Linked DNA regions of Homo sapiens: region 1 is linked to region 2. The links are chromatin loops, found by intact Hi-C in ENCODE. Cell type or tissue: endothelial cell of umbilical vein. All regions are shown on one strand. Links, peaks and the distances in the headings refer to the core of each region. The heading gives the core; the rest is flanking DNA. Region 1 overlaps EPB41 (erythrocyte membrane protein band 4.1). Region 2 has its middle 20 kb from the start of EPB41.

Region 1 (8,337 bases), core at 277-8,276, 140 kb after region 2:
CTTGGCAAGAAAAATTAGCGGGAGGAGCTTATGTATGTCGGAGAAAAAGAGTGAAGAGAAGGGGGCAGAACTAATGATAGATGAAATAGCTTTAAGGAAATTGTTTAGTAGGATTAAAAAAATTTTTTTTGCAGCTTTTTGGTGACTTTTTGTTTGCTCACATTGTCTTTTTCTAAGGTATATTTTAATTATTTAGATACAGGCAGTGATGGGTTCTGTTCCATAATAACCTACTTTCAGGACTAGGAAATATATCTTAATATAGTGGTATGTATATGTTCATGTGTTTAAAATACAGTGAATATATAAATGTTACTGTAAATGATGACACTATAACACTGAAAGAATTTTATGTTTTTATTCTATCAAAGGTCCATGACTCCAGCTCAGGCTGACTTGGAGTTTCTTGAGAATGCCAAAAAGTTGTCTATGTATGGAGTTGATCTTCATAAAGCAAAGGTAATGATAACTTTGCCCTTTATTAATATGCATGTGGAAGATATTATATGATACATGTCTGTTATGTATGTATCACATCTGTGTCATATAATACTTTTTAACAACATCTGGGGTATTTTAAAACATTCAAAAGAGATAGTAGACTGGGCACAGCAGCTCATGCCTGTAGTCCCAGCTACTGGGGAGGCTGAGGCGGGAGGATCACTTGAGTCCAGGAGATCGAGCGTACAGTGAGCCCTGATTGTGCCACTGCACTCCAGCCCTGGCGACAGAGCAAGACCCCGTCTCAAAAAAAAAAAAGAGAGAGAAATAGTACTTCTTGTTAGCTTTTTTTTGTTTTGTTTTGTTTTTTTGAGATGGAGCCTTGCTCTGTCTCCCAGGCTGGAGTGCAGTGGCATGATCTCGGCTCACTGCAAGCTCCGCCTCCCAGGTTCACGCCATTCTCCTGCCTCAGCCTCCTGAGTAGCTGGGACTACAGGCGCCAGCTACCACGCCTGGCTAATTTTTGTATTTTTAGTAGAGACGGGGTTTCACCGTGGTCTCGATCTCCTGACCTCGTGATCCGCCCGCCTCGGCCTCCCAAAGTGCTGGGATTACAGGCGTGAGCCACCGTGCCCGGCCTCTTGTTAGCATTTTAAGTGTATCAGTTAAATCAGTCAACTGTATCAATTGAATTTGCCCCATAGCAATTCCACCCTCAGAATAAAGTTTCATATCCAAGCTACTGTTAAGATCAAAAGATAGCCCCTAGAGAAAAAGAAATTGATTTTCCTAACATGCAGTAACATTTGAAAATATAGAGCAGTGGGCAGCAAGTCCTGTTTCACAGCCAGCATCACCTACATCGAATCACTGAGGATGTTCATTAAATATGTAGATCCCTGAGCTTCTCTCAGATGTATGGAATTAATTTGGAGGCGAGGTTCTAGAATGTCTTGGTTTAATGAGCACCCAAATGATTCTAATTCATGCCTGAATCTGAGAACCACTGGCCTAGAGTAGTGGTTCTCAAAGTATGGTGTCTGAGCCAGCAACATTTAACATCACCTAGGAACTTGTTAGAAATGCACATTTCAGGCCCCATCCCAGGCCTGCTGAGTTAGACTCTCTGGAGGTGGAGCTCAGCAATCCATTTTAAGTTCTCCAGGTTGTTCTGATGCACACTGAATGAACCACAGTGGCTCATTCAAAAACCACTTGGGTAGGGCCCTGGAAACTTGAGCTTTAATCCTAGTTCTACCTAATACAGCCTAACAGAATGAATCCTTAAGGAAAGTCTCCTTACTTCTCTCTTCTTCAGCTACTAAAGTTGCTGGGGAGGTCCAGTGCCAGGCGTGGTGGCTCACACCTGTAATCCCAACAATTTGGGAGGCTGAGGCGGCCGATCGCTCAAGCTCAGGAATTCAAGACCAGACTGGGGAACATGGTGAAATCCCGTCTCCATAGAAAATACAAAAAATTAGTCAGGCATGGTGGCACGTGCCTTTGGTGGTCCCAGCTACTCAGGAGGCTGAGGTGGGAGGATTGCTTGAGCCCAGGAGGTAGAGGCTGCAGTGAGCCTAGATTGCACCACTGCACTCCAGCCTGGGTGACAGTTGAGACTCTGTCTTAAAAAAAAAAAAAAAAAAGAAAAAAGTTGTTCTGGATTATTTTGGGCTGGGTACTACAACTTCTATGAATCTCTAAAGTATATTGTAGGAAGATCAGTACATCAGATTAGGTATGTTTCTAAAACTGAAATGGTTAGATTTTGCTTCACAATTCCTGCTGGAAGCTGGTGTCAATTCAGGTATTGATGGAGTCAGGCAGCATGTTCCCTTCCCAAATATTGTAAAGCAAATTGTTTCTCCAAAGTGAAATGTAGTTATACCCACAAGCTTTAAAAATTTAAGAGGGCATCTTCTGGGAAATTCTCAGTTACATAGTCACTGAATTGGAACTGTATGTAATTCCTGCTTCTCTGTTATAACACGTGTAGGCACTAATATATTTCTCTATACTCATTTTGGGGGAAAGAGTAGTCAAGAAGCATTTAACTTTGTGTTTTGATTACTTAGCTAAACAAACTGTTAGCTGTAGGGACTAACTTAGGTGAAATTTATTTTCTTTGAATTATAGACATAGATGATTAATATTACATATTTAATTTTTTAAAGTTGTCTTTAATAAAGAGGCATATAAATATGATTTCATTGTGCCTTAATGTAACTTCTTGACTTAGGGATCATATTTTTAATTTAATATACTTAACATCAATTTTAAGAACCTAAGATTGTCTTATGCTGAGTTTATATAGGAATAGAGTCAACTCCTACATTTAACATCATTTCTGGAGCTGTTAACACTTTATCATAAAAAAACAAGAATTAATAATTGTGCGTGTATATTTGGTAGTATACATAGCTCTAAGCCCTGCTCTCCAGGAAGTCATGACTGCTGATTTAAACATAATAGGTCCATAAATTATAACTGTTAGGCTGAGCTTTATTTTTCATTGTATGTTTTGTAACTGTTTTTGGTTGTTATCTTCAGATTATCTAGTAATAGTCAACAGTGTATTGAGTACTTTGCTCCAGACTGAAATCCTAACATTTTTCTTTTTCAGGACTTGGAAGGAGTAGATATCATCCTAGGTGTCTGCTCTAGTGGCCTTCTGGTTTACAAAGATAAGCTGAGAATTAACCGCTTCCCTTGGCCCAAAGTGCTGAAGATTTCTTATAAACGTAGTAGCTTTTTCATCAAGATTCGGCCTGGAGAGGTACAGAATTTATATTTCCTTCCTCCCAAACCAGACACAGTCTGTATCTGAAATATCTACATTTCCATTTTCCTTATTAAGTCATCTGAGAAGTCTCTCTATAGTTAACTATTGAAGGGCTGATAATTCCGTTTTCTAAGTTGATCAGTCCTGTGATGCTACTTCTTTTCCTTACTACTGGTCTTCTGGACATTTCACTTTTTGTAAGTAAATATACCATTGCAAAAAGTTAAACTTGGACTGATACATTTGTTCCTTGTTTACGCCAAGCAAAAACTTAATGGAAAAATATTTTTAAATTGAGTAGCATGAGATTTTAAAATTATTTATAGGGATAAATTACTCATGTTTGGCATCACCAATCCTTTATCTCATATAATTAAAATTTATTTGTATGCATAGCTTCTCGTGGTTACTGAGAGTGAGTTCTAGGGCCAAGTTCTAGATTTTTAATAAGAGTTGGATGTTCAACTTTGTACCAGTTAATTCATTTATTAGTTGGTTTGGGGATATACTAATGCTGGCCAAATTTAACTTTTGTATTGAAGAGCCATTATGGAATAGCATAAAATTGTTTAAGTAGGAATTAAAGTTTTTTAAAAAGTTCTGACTTCTTTTCTGCCACATACTAAGCAAAAGACCTGGACAAATCTAAGGCTCAGCTTCCTTGTCATTTGGGCAGGATAATACCTTCTCCATCATAGTTATTTGAAGATCAAATGAGATGACAGCTGTGTAAGTTCTATATAGGAAATGATACTAACCTAAGGTGGCTTTTGTGTGTATATATCACCATCTGCTGGTGAATAATGGCTAATTATTTGTGCCTGCAAATTCTGGATGTGGAGCCTTAAAAATCTTGGATAGGGATTACCATAGAAGCATTTATTTTGTACCATAATTATTTTACCTATGCCTAGCACAGAGCAGTCAGTGTCTTCCCTTAAAATTTCAAATTCAAGAGTTATTCAATCAACAAATATTTATTGAGAGCTTTCCTGTGTTGGACACTATTCTAGGGACTAGGAATATAACAGCAAATTAGAATCTCATCCCTCACACACGTTAATATGAAAATGGGAAATCCTTAGCTTCTAAAAATGTAGAATTCTTATTTAGAAGGCAATCAGGAACAACAGGATTTTGAGAAAAAGTATTGTGGCAGCAGTAGATGATTTAGCAGTGGCATGGTATGGTGAAGAGGGTAAAAATCTGGTTCTGTCATTTCATAGCTGTCAGTCTGAGCAAATAACTTCTCTGACCTCAGTTTCTTCATGTCTAAAAATATAGATGATATTATCTAATCATAGTGTTACTGGCAATAGTAGGCACTCAAAATAAATGTCAGTTTCCTTTCCATCTTATAAAATATGCTTAAAGTAGAAATAAAGAGGCAAGAGGTCAGCAGGACAGTGTTTCTAGTAACCCTGGGAGAATATGTTTTGCTTCAGTATAAGAGGAATCTAGATAAATTAATGATCAATCAAAGGAAAAAAGAAATATTTAATGATTCAAGAATCTGAGGAATAAGTTCAAGAGATCTATTGTACAACATGGTGACTATCATTAATAACAATGTATTGTTCTCTTGAAAAATTGCTAAGAGACTAGATTTTAAGTTTTCTCACCACAAAAAAATAATAAGTGTGTCAGGTAATACATATGTTAATCAGCTCAATTTAGCCATTTCACAATGTATACGTGTTTCTTGGGTTTGTTTGTTTGTTGTTTTTTTTTTTTTTTTTTTTTTTTGGAAGAAGAAGTCTCGCTTTGTCACCCAGGCTGGAGTGCAGTGGCGCCATCTCAGCTCACCGCAACCTCTACCTCTCAGGTTCAAGTGATTCTCCTACCTCAGCCTCCTGAGTAGCTGGAATTACAGGCGCGTGCCACCATGCCCGGCTAATTTTTTTTGTATTTTTAGTAGAAATGAGGTTTCACCATGTTGGTCAGGCTGGTCTTGAACTCCTGACCTTGTGATCTGCCCACCTCGGCCTCCCAAAGTGCTGGGATTACAGGCGTAAGCCACCGTGCCTGGCAGGTATACATATTTCAAAACAACATGTTGTAGATGATAAGTATGTACAATTTTTATTTGTCAATTTAAAAAATTGATTTAAAAATCTGGCTTGAACTAAAATCTTTAGCTCCTATTACTAATTTCTATTGCATAATAATATTGATTGATTGGAGGACTTGGTCAATATCCCATTCCCTGTTCATTGAACAGTGTCCCAAATGCAGATAGTGACTAAGGAAAAGCAGTGTCTGGACAATCAAGAGGTGACTTAATTGTGTCTCAGAAAAATGTATAATGAATGTGTGTGTGTTTTCTGGAAAAAAAAAAAAAAGCTTAAATTATATGAGATGCATTCCCTGGCTTTCTTGCTTTGGAAAAAGCCACCCTCAGTGAGTGAATTTCTTTCAGTAAGTAGGAAAAAATTCCAAATGACATTTTATGTCCTTAAATTGGTAACAATGGCCTCTTCTGTGGCACCATATTTCTCTGGTACTGTATCACTGTAATCTGGTACTGTATCACATGTAATACTTCATGTCCCATGTTTATTTGTGTTTTTGTAGCAAGAGCAGTATGAAAGTACCATCGGATTCAAACTTCCCAGTTACCGAGCAGCTAAGAAATTATGGAAAGTCTGTGTAGAACATCACACGTTTTTCAGGTATTATTCTCACTTAAGTATTTTTCAAGGATAAATTATTTATAACGTTTCTATTTTAAGCCTGCTATTAAAATTCCTTTCATTGTATGACTGGCACTCTTTTATTTAGCTCAGGTGAGATCATCTTAAGCAAGACAAAATGAATCCATTTCTCTCCCTTTGGGTTGAAAAGTATGCCTCAACATTTCCAAAGCACCTGTCTGTGTATGGTAGAAGGAAGAGAGGAGTAAGGAATGGGAACCTGTATTTACCAGGGACTCTGGGATTGCATTAATTGTAGCTAAAGTCAGTCCGATTAAGGGGAGTTACCCTCACTTACCTCCACGTGTGATTTTTTTTTTTTTTTTTTTTTTGAGACGGAGTTTCGCTCTTGTTGCCCAGGCTGGAGTGCCGTGGCGCGATCTCGGCTCACTGCAACCTCCGCCTCCCGGGTTCAAGTGATTCTCCTGCCTCAGCCTCCTAAGTAGCTGGGATTACAGGCACCCGCCATCATGCCCAGCTAATTTTTTGTATTTTTAATAGAGACACGCTTTCACTATGTTGGTCAGGGTGGTCTCAAACTCCTGACCTCAGGTGATCCACTTGCCTTGGCCTCCCAATGTGCTGGGATTACAGGCATGAACCACTGTGCCCGGACGGAATTTTTATTTTTTTGTTTTTGCTAATTTTTTTTTCCACATGGAATTTCTCTAAGCAATGCTTGACTACTTTTTGTGGAGCTTTTATACTATAAGGTTAAAGATGTGAAGCTGATTTTTTTTTTTTTTTTTCGAGACAGAGTCTCGCTCTGTCGCCCAGGCTGGAGTGCAGTGGCGGATCTCGGCTCACTGCAAACTCCTACTCCTGGGTTCAAGCAATTCTCCTGCCCCAGTCTCCTGAGCAGCTGGGATTACAGGTGCACACCACCATACCTAGCTAGTTTTTGTTTTTGTATTTTTAGTAGAGACGAGGTTTCACTGTGTTAGCCAGGATGATCTCGATCTCCTGACCTCATGATCTGCCCACCTCGGCCTCCCAAAGTGCTGGGATTACAGGTGTGAGCCACCGTGCCTGGCCAACCTTGAAGCTGATTGTTAGCTTCACTCTAATGAAACCCAGAAAGGGAGCACACAGAACCATATTTGAAGCCCAATAGTACCCGATAATCAGAAGACAGAAGAAAGTATTTCCTCTGCTGTTTGTTTGTTTGTGATGGAGTCTTGCTCTGTTGCCAGGCTGGAGTGCAGTCTGTGATCCTGGCTCACTGCTCCTGGGTTCCAGTGATTCTCCTGCCTCAGCCTCCCAAGTAGCTGGGATTACAGATGCCCAACATCACGCCTGGCTATTTTTTGTATTTTTAGTAGAGATGGAGTTTCACTACGTTGACCAGGCTGGTCTCGAACTCCTGACCTCAAGTGATCTGCTCGCCTCGGCCTCCCAGAGTGCTGGGATTACAGGCGTGAGCCACTGTGCCAAGAGGCCATATTATTAACCCCTTGAGTTCGTTTACCAAGCATTTTCTATGTGCTTACCCTTCTTGTATGCACCATGTTAGGCATTGGGAATATACTACAAGATAGTTCTAGTCTCTCTCCTGGTGGAACACCCAGTCTAGTAGAGAAGACAGACCTTAGACAAGTAATTACTTGTATTGAAAGGAAAGTTGGCTATTTATCAGTTTGCCTTTTTTTTTTTTTTGAGACAGAGTCTCACTCTGTTGCCCAGGCTGTAGTGCAGTGGCGCAATGCCTCAACCTCCCAAGTAGCTGGGACTATAGATGCATACCACCATGCCCAGCTAATTTTTAAATTTTTAGTAGAGACCGGGTTTCACCATATTGACCAGGCTGGTCTCGAACTCCTGACAAGTGATCCACTCGCCTTGGCCTCTCAAAGTGCTGTGATTACAGGCGTGAGCCACTGCACTCGGCCCAGTTTGCCTTTTTAAGAACGTTTCTTTATTATGGAAAATTTCATATGTAGCAACAGTACAATAAAATCCCCTTGTACTTATCACCCAGCTTCAATAATTATCACCCCAAAGCCAATCTTGTTTCTTCTATATCCCTATCCACTCCTTCCCCCTACTTCCGAGATTATTTTGAAGCAAATCCCAGGCCTCACGTCATTTCATTCATAAATAAACTTGATTCTTTAAGAGAAAGAGAGAGAGAGATAATCCTGATATCTTTTCCTTCTATTTATATTTTCATATAATAGCACTATAGCACAGTCAACGAGAAGAAAATTCAAGGAAATTAATATTTCAATTATTTCAAAATAAAACATGAGGGTACATTTTACACCCAATTAAAGAATCTTAATTATTGGCATTAACACATTTATTTATGCTTTCATCATCTCTCCTTCTTTAAAATCAAACCACAAAAGTAGAATTTTTTAAAAAGAGCAAGGAGGAGTAAAAAAGTGATTTTTGAATGTCTAATAACTGTGGTATAGATTT
Region 2 (8,337 bases), core at 222-8,221:
GGGATAGGGGAGTTCAGAATTTTCCCAGGGCCTTAGATTCTGATATTTTATTTTATTTTTATTTTTATTTTTATTTTATTTTATTTTATTTTGTTTTTTTGAGACAGAGTCTCACTCTGTTGCCCAGGCTGGAGTGCAGTGGCATGATCTCAGCTCACTGCAACCTTCACCTCCTGGATTCAAGCGATTCTCTTGCCTTAGCCTCCTGAGTAACTGGGATTACAGGCTCCTGCCACCATGCCTGGCTAATTTTTTTATTTTTAGTAGAGATAGGATTTTGCCATGTTGGCCAGGGTGGTCTCGAACTCCTGACCTCAGGTGATCTGCCCACCTCGGCCTCCCAAAGTGCTGGGATTACAGGCGTGAGCCACCGTGCCTGGCTGATTCTGATATTTATTAAAGGGGGTGGGATTCCACTCCTTTATAGTCTGCAGGCTAGTCACTTTGCTCCCTGGGTTTCAGTTTCCCTTTCTGTGAAATGAGTAGGGGAGATAAGTCTAAAGTCTCTACGGGTCTTCCAGCGCCTATTACTATAGCCTCGGGACCTAGTTTGGGACTTAGTCTACCCCCTACTCTCACTCCACGTGAGGGGATAGGATGGAGCAAGATGAAGGCTGAGTATGACGGGCCCACAAGTCCTGTTCTTGGCCCGTGTTCTCTAATCATAATTACAGCCACTGCCTGTTAAGCACTTACTATGCACAGCATTCTGTTCTAAGCCTTTAATACGCTGCATTAACTCATTCAATCCTTACAATCTCATGAGGGAAATATTATCTTTGTTTTGCAGGAGTTTAGGGAGCTGAACAGACTTGACCAAAGTCACAAAGCTGGGAAGTGGCCGAGCTGGGATTTGAACTTAGGTTCAACTCCAAAGCCCAGACCTAACTAAGAGTGGGAGCCTCCACCCCACGGGTACTGAGGTGCCCACATTGCTCAGCCCTTACCTGTGGAACTGTTTGACCCCTGCTGGAGCAAAGCTCTGAGCTCTGGGATCTTGAGGCTGGGGAACTGGGGAACAAGCTGTGCTGCCTCTGTTGGGTGGCCCCTGGGGCCAGCATAGAGAGAAAGGGGCAGAGGGAGCAACCTCCAGGTCAGCCAGGGCCCACTAGGGGTTTCCCCAGAGGGGCAGCCCCACGCAGCTACTGCCCAGGTGCAAGACTGGGCACTGAAAGGCAACCTTGGGTATGTGGCCAACTTTGGACCTCAGTTGCCTCATCTGTAAAGCATGGACTTAAATGAGTGTAGACACTCCTTGACCCCTGGGTTAGTGGCTGAGGTCAGCAATAGGATAAAGGGTTAGAGGAGAGCTTGGAGTGACAGTGACTGAGTCTGTGAAGGAAGAGTTTGGGTCAGGAACATCTTGGATCCTGGGCCAGCTGTTTGATAGCTATTTCAGAGGAAGAGACTGAGGTTGGAGAGGTTCAAAGGCTTGTCTGGGGCTGTTCAGCCAGTACCCCAGAGACTGAAGGGAAATAAACCAAGGGAAAACCCGGAGAACAAAATCCAGGCAGATATGAGCTAGAATCCTGGGTTGGCCACTTAACTAGGCTTGGAGGTGTGAAGTGGCACCCCTGAGGACACACGAGAGTCCCTTCACCTAACTGTCCTCATCTTTAAAGTGGGAATAGTAACAATTTCTCCTTTGTCCACTTCCTGGGTTGTTGTGAAGGTTAAAGGAGATGAGGCATTTGTAAAATCAGGTGAGAATGTGGTTGCTGGTCATTTTTCAGTCCAAAGCTGCAGTTCCGGGTTTGTGTTTGTGGTGGTGGGAGCATTTCTGACAGCTCCTCTGTTGAGATGCTTTATCCAGGAGTTGTGCTGGAGAGAAGCCCTAAGAATAACACCACCGGCCGGGCATGGTGGCTCACACCTGTAATCCCAGCATTTTGGGAGGCCAAGGTGGGCGGGTCACCTGAGATCAGGAGTTCGACACAGCCTGGCTAACACGGTGAAACCCCGTCTCTACTAAAAATACAAAAAATTAGCTGGGCATGGTTGGTGGCAGGCGTCTATAATCCCAGCTACTCGGGATGCTGAGGCAGGAGAATCACTTGAACCGAGGAGGCGGAGGTTGCAGTGAGCCAAGATCGTGCCACTGCACTCCAGCCTGGGCAATAAGAACAAGACTGCATCTCAAAAAAAAAAAAAAAAAAAAAAGAATAACACCACCATTTATTGCACAGTTGCCGGTACCAGGCATTGTACTCAACTTCACCTCTCATTGTATCATTAACCCCCTACAGCAACTTTGTCAGGTAGGTGGTACCCCTCACCCATGCTGGGTCCCTCCAAAACCCATGCCAACAGCCCCTGTAATGATAGTAGCAAACGCTTCTGAATGGTTTACTGTGTGCCAAGCATCCTTCCAGACGTGTTACATGTATTGACCCATGTTAATCCTCACATCAACCCTGTGAGGTGGATACTAATATTATCTCCAGTTTGCAGATGAATAAATGAGGCATAGACAAGTAAAAACGAGGCCAGGCGTGGTGGCTCAAGCCTATAATCCCAGCACTTTGGGAGGCTGAGGTGGGTAGATCACCTGAGGTCAGGAGTTTGAGACCAGCCTGACTAATACGATGAAACCCCATCTCTACTAAAAATACAAAAATACACGGTGGCATGCGCCTATAATCCCAGCTACTTGGGAGGCTGAGACAGGAGAATCGCTTGAACCAAGGAGGCGGAGGTTGCGCCATTGCACTCCAGCCTGGGCAACAAGAGGGAAACTCTGTCTCAAACAAACAAACAAATAAACAAAACAAAACAAAACAAATGGCCCCAATGTCACAAAAGGTAGAGCCATAAATAGTGAAGTCAGGATTTTCCCAGGTTCTTTTTTTTTTTTTTTTTTTTTTTTGAGACAGAATCTTACTCTGTTGTCCAGGCTGGAGTGTAGTGGTGCGATCTTGGCTCACTGCAACCTCTGCCTCCCAGGTTCAAGCAATTCTTGTGCCTTAGCCTCCTGAGTAGCTGGGATTATAGGCACCCACCACCATGCCAGGCTAATTTTGTATTTTTGGAGAGACGGAGTTTCACCATGTTGGCCAGGCTGGTCTCAAACTCCTGGCTTCAAGTGATTTGCCTGCCTCGGCCTCCCAAAGTGCTGGGATTACAAGTGTCAGGTTCTTTTATTCTGAGATAGGGTCTCACTCTGTCGCCCAGGTTAGAGTACAATGGGGTGATCACGGCTCACTTCAGCCTTGACCTCCTGGGCTCAAGGGAGCCTCCTACCTAAGCCTCCTGAGTAGGTGGGACTCCACCACACACACCTAATTTTCATATTTTTTGTAGAGATGGGGTTTCCCCATGTTGCCTAGGCTGGTCTTGAACTCCTGAGCTCAAGCAAAACTCCCACCTCAGCCTCCCAAAGTGCTGGGATTATAGGTGTGAGGCACCGTGCCCGGCTGGCCCAGGTTCTTAAAGTCTCCTCCTTGACACAATCATCACAGTTGTAATTCAGTAGTTATTTACATGATTGTCTCCTCACTGCATTGTAAGCTCCATAAGTACAGGGGCCATGTCTGTCTTCTTCAGGCTGTATCCCCAACACCTGGCACACAGCAGGTGCTCAGTTAATGTTTGTTCACAGGGACGCTGCTGCCTCTAGTGGGCTGGGCCCTGGAGGCCTGATGAGCTGAGGGTGGATTATCAGATTATTGCTGACTAGGGCGTCTGCCCCAGCAAGACCCCAGAGGCAGAGGGAGGGCAGGGTTCCCTCCTGGCTCAGGCCCTGGCTGAAGAAGGGGACCCAAAGGGCTTTTTCTTTGGCTGTGCTGTGTGTCTCACTGCTGTCATTTGCTTCCATGTGCCACTGCGGTGATGGCTCCATGGCCTCTCCTGGACTGGCTGCGTGACCCCGACGGCTGCTTCTGGGTGAGTAATGGTTTGACTTAATGACTGCCACATGAGCTGATTTTAATGCATGTCCTGTGGCTCTGAGGCCACTGGGAGGCGTAAAGAGAGGCCCGGGGGTAGGGGTGGAAATGCTGAGAGAGGGCACTCTGTGATTTTAGGATCCTACCATAAGCAGGGCCTACCAATTAAACACACTGGGTGCTGATTTTTTGGTCACATGATACAATGCAAAGGTCTTTGGGGCAGACTGGGCTGGAATAGAATCCTTTTTCTGTTGCATACAGGTGGGTGATTCTTTGCATCTCAGTTTCACGTCTGCAAAATAAGAATATGAATACTTATGGGACACAAGTATATTTGTTCTTTTATTCATGTAAGCCCCACAAGGGCAGGGATTTTTGTTCATCTGTTCACCAGGTGCTGTATCTTCAGCGCCTAGGGTATAGTAGCACGTAGTAGGTGCTCACTGAATGTTTCCAAAGGAATGAAGATATTTATTGACTGTTTATGGTATACCTATCAATGTGCTTTGTATTGGATTAAATGGCTAATGGATATAAAGGGCCCAGCATGATAGGGGCTCAGTGAATGTGAATTCCCTATTTGCTCAATAGACTGTGACTTTCTTGGGGATCAGGGCTCTGGTAAAGTGAGCTCTGGGTCTTCTGAACTTAGTAAGGGGCCAAGTACCAAGCATGTATCAATCAGCACAGAGAGGGGCCTGGCAACTGGACTTCCTGGAGAGGGAGTGACAGAGCCTCTAGTTTTCATCAGAAGAGAGAGGCAGCTGGGAAGATCTGGGGCAGAAATGGGAGGGATGGGGAGGGACTCTGCCTTCTAGTACTGCCACTTTTCCTTGTCCAGGTGTGACCCTGGACAAGGCATGCTCTTCCCTGAGTCTTGGAGACCTCATCTGTGATGTACATATCACAACACTTTCCCCGCATAGGTGTGGGAAGGAGTTGATGAGAAGAGCCCACACAGGGCCCCATTTGGTAACTTCCCAGCCCTGGGCTCATTCTGGGATTCTGGGAGGGGACTATGTGTTCCTCTTTCTGGCTTTTTTCTCCTACTTTTAACTGCTCACCCAGCTGGGACTGGAATCCAAGGAGCCCCTGAACTTCCCAGCAGACTGGCCAGGGCCCTGGGATAAGGGCTGGGCTCTGCCTGGTGTGGGAGGAGCTGAGTGGAGGTTCCAGCTCTGCCACTCTCGCTGTGTGACTTGGTTCTGTAACCCCTTCTCTGCCTCGGTTGCCTTACCTGTAAAGTAGGGTTATTAAAAGACACCTCCCTTGAAGAATTGTTTAATTAGAAAATAGGTGGATTAGGCATTATTATCCATAATGCTATTTGGCTCTGGCTGAGGTGACTCTAGGGAGGGCCCTGAAGAATTACATCCCACTGTGGCCCAGGGAGCCTGGGACTCACTAGTCATCATGTGTATTATTGCCATTTATTGGCTATTTCTTATGGGCTGGGCTGGTTATATGCTATTTTAGACACATTATCTCATGCATTCCTCCTAGTGACCTAGGAGACCCTCTGAAGCAGGCATTATTATCCCCGCTTCATGGCACTGGGTAAGTCAAGTGAGTCACCCAGAATCCCACAGTTCTTTAGGGGTACAGCTGGGGCTCAGACCCAAGCCTGCTCACTCCAGGGCCCAAATTATTATTATTATTTTTTTTTGGATGGAGTCTCACTCTGTCACCCAGGCTGGAGTGCAGTGGTGCCATCTCGGCTCACTGCAACCTCCACCTCCTGGGTTCAAGCAATTCTCCTGTCTCAACCTCCCAAGTAGCTGGGACTACAGGCGTGCACCACCATTCTTGGCTAATATTTGTATTTTTAGTAGATGGGGTTTCACTGTATTTGTCAGGCTGGTCTCGAACTCCTGACCTCAGGTGATCAACCTGCCTCAGCCTCTCAAAGTGCTGGGATTATAGGTGTGAGCCACCACGCCCGGCCCTAAGGCCCAAATTCTTAGTGTGAAACTCTCATATTTCTCCCAAGGAGGTAGAGTGTACATCTGAATTCTCTTTGTCCATCTCCCATGACCAGTACACGGCTGGTGGGAGCTACTGACGTGTTTGTCGGATAAATAAATTCATGCACACACACTGCACCCCCACCCAGGCCTGCTGCTGTAAGAGTTTTAAAGAGAAAAGATAATAGAAAACAGGAGAAGGCTGGACAGCTTGGCACTTGAGGGTCAGACAGGCCTGACTTTGCATCTTGCATCTATTGTTTACCAGTTGTGTGACCTTAGGCAAGATATCTAACCTCTTGGAGCCTCAGTTTTCTTACCTGTAAAATGGGGAAAATAAAAGAACCTACCTACCTCTTAGGCTTCTTGTGAGGATTAAATAGTGAGGCACATGGTGAGCATTCAACAAATAGTAGCAATGGTTATTGTTATTATTATAATTATGAATATTATTTGGGGATTATAAAGATGTTCCTCTTGGGACAAAAGAGACCAGGTCTGGGAGGGAACTTCTGGGGACAGGTGGTGGATAGCAGCCTAGTCTGACAGACTCCTGAAGGCATGTGAAGGGAGGGAGGTGGCCTCATGGAAGTAAGAATGTACCTCCCTTTTCTAGTCATCTGCTTTTCCTCTGTGTCAGGCCCTGTGCTGGGCATGGGGCCCAGAGATGAATCTGTGTAGTCCTTCCCCACCTTCCCCACCGGGAGCTCGGAGTCTAGTTGGGAAGAAGATGCAGAAATCACCAACTCCACCTTTATTGAATAGGTGTTCTTATGCAAAGGGCAGGAAAAAAGACATTCCTAGTGGAAGGAACAGCATGTGCCAAGGTACACAACTGCCTGCACTTGGGGGAATGCAGCTGAAGAGACAGGCTCAAGACAATGAGTGAGGACTTGACCTATGGCAATGGAGAGTCACTGGATAGTAAGCAGGGAGGGGCAGGGACAGGGGCAGGAGGAACTGTCCAGGTGAGAGATGCCGAGATCTTGGGCTGGGGACTGTGCCATGGGATAAGGAGCAGCGATGTGAAGTCTGTTTAGGAGGCAGAGCCAGCAGGGCGTGATAATGAACTGCAGTGGCCAGAGAGGAGAGGAGAGGGCCAGAGGGAGATCTTGGGGCCTGGGGCCAATGGGGCCCACTGGGGTCTCTGGCTGAGGGACATATCTGGGAGGAGGAGGCAGAGCTGGGTTGAGGGTAAAAGCCATTCAGCTGCTCTCACTACCTTTCCCCTCAGTTTCCCAGGCAGCAGCTATGTCTGAGCTGGACACTGGGGCAAGGCCTGTGGCCACCAGGGCCCAGGGTACCCACTCCTATCTCAGGGGTCCCTTGTGGTGACCCTGGTAGGTCTGGTAGGGATGAGACCTCTTTGGGGTGGGGGCCAGGCAGGAGCTGTGTGGTGCAGAAAAGCCCTGGGTTCTAGACCTACCAGTGTTACTGAGTGTCTGTGCCACCTCAGGAATCACCAGGCCTGGTGGCTCACACCCGTAATCCCAACATTTTAGGAGGCTGAGGCAGGAGGATCACTTGTGCCCAGGAGTTCAACACAAGCCTAGGGAACATGGAGCAACCCCATCTCTACAAAAAAATACAAAAATCAGCTGGGCGTTGTGCATGTGCCTGTCATTCCAGCTACTTGGGAGGCTGAGGTGGGAGGATCCCTTGAGCCCAGGAGGTTGAGGCTGCAGTGAGCTGTGATTGCACCATTATGCTCCAGCCTGGGTGACAAAGTGAAACCCCTGTAGGTAGGTAGGTAGGAAGGTAGGAAGGGAAGGGAAGCGGAGGGAAGGGAAGGGAAGGGGAGGGGAGGGGAGAGGAGGGGAGAGGAGGGGAGAGGAGGGGAGAGGAGGGGAGGGGACAGGAGGGAAGGGAAGAAAGGAAGGGAAGGAAAGGAAGGAAAGAAAGAAGGCACTCCCATCACTCCCTCTCTCTTGCCCTCCTTTTCCTTGCCTTGAAAGTGAGAATAAGAAAACCTGTTTTGCTTGCCTCGAAGATTCAGTGATAAAATACAACTACAGACAGTAAACATTTATTGAGAGCTGATGGGCTAGGTTCTGGGGGCACAAAGGTGACTCACTCAGTGTTCCTGCTCCTTAAGGACGAACTGCCATGTGCAGAGTGAGCCCAGGGGAGCAGGTGGTTAACTCAGGGGCATCAAGGGGAAAAGAGCTAGGTTGGGCTTTGAAGGATGAGTAAGAGCTCTCTAGGTAGGCAATGGCAGGAACAACTTTCTAGGTACAGGGAATGGCATGTACAAAGGCTCAAGACTGCATACTGTGCTCAGGATAGATGAGCACTGTCGTTGGTGTGGCTGGAGCACAAAGGGAAAGGCTGGCAGTGACAGGAGATGAGGCTGGTCAGGGAAGTAGGGCCCACGTCAGGCAGACCTTTGGGGATGTCACTGGCTCCCCTCTCCTTCCTGCACCCTCACAACTGCCTGTTCTGCTCAGAGAGACAACCAGGACCTTCCCATGCTGCTCCTCCCCTTG

What was found. Peaks named below come from ENCODE experiments on the same cell type or tissue, not always from the same donor. Only the 100,000 strongest peaks of a DNase experiment are listed, where the experiment ranks them.
Region 1: a loop joins it to region 2, with 10 times the contacts of the local background. A loop is called at or near these places in 100 of 110 quality-filtered maps.

Annotation. Positions count from the first base shown.
Region 1 is chr1:29,030,029-29,038,365 of GRCh38, forward strand. EPB41 (erythrocyte membrane protein band 4.1) reads left to right here. Exons shown (of 21, transcript NM_001376013.1): 8 at 372-459; 9 at 3,065-3,217; 10 at 5,798-5,895. Among named protein-coding and RNA genes, the nearest start is that of TMEM200B, 90 kb to the right of the region's middle. In endothelial cell of umbilical vein, for the core only: a CTCF peak has its summit at 4,036 (motif pointing left); DNase peaks (open chromatin) are centred at 3,063 and 3,983.
Region 2 is chr1:28,889,956-28,898,292 of GRCh38, forward strand. It overlaps a transcript of EPB41 not described here. Among named protein-coding and RNA genes, the nearest start is that of EPB41, 20 kb to the right of the region's middle. In endothelial cell of umbilical vein, for the core only: a CTCF peak has its summit at 3,945; no DNase peak of the experiment used is centred there.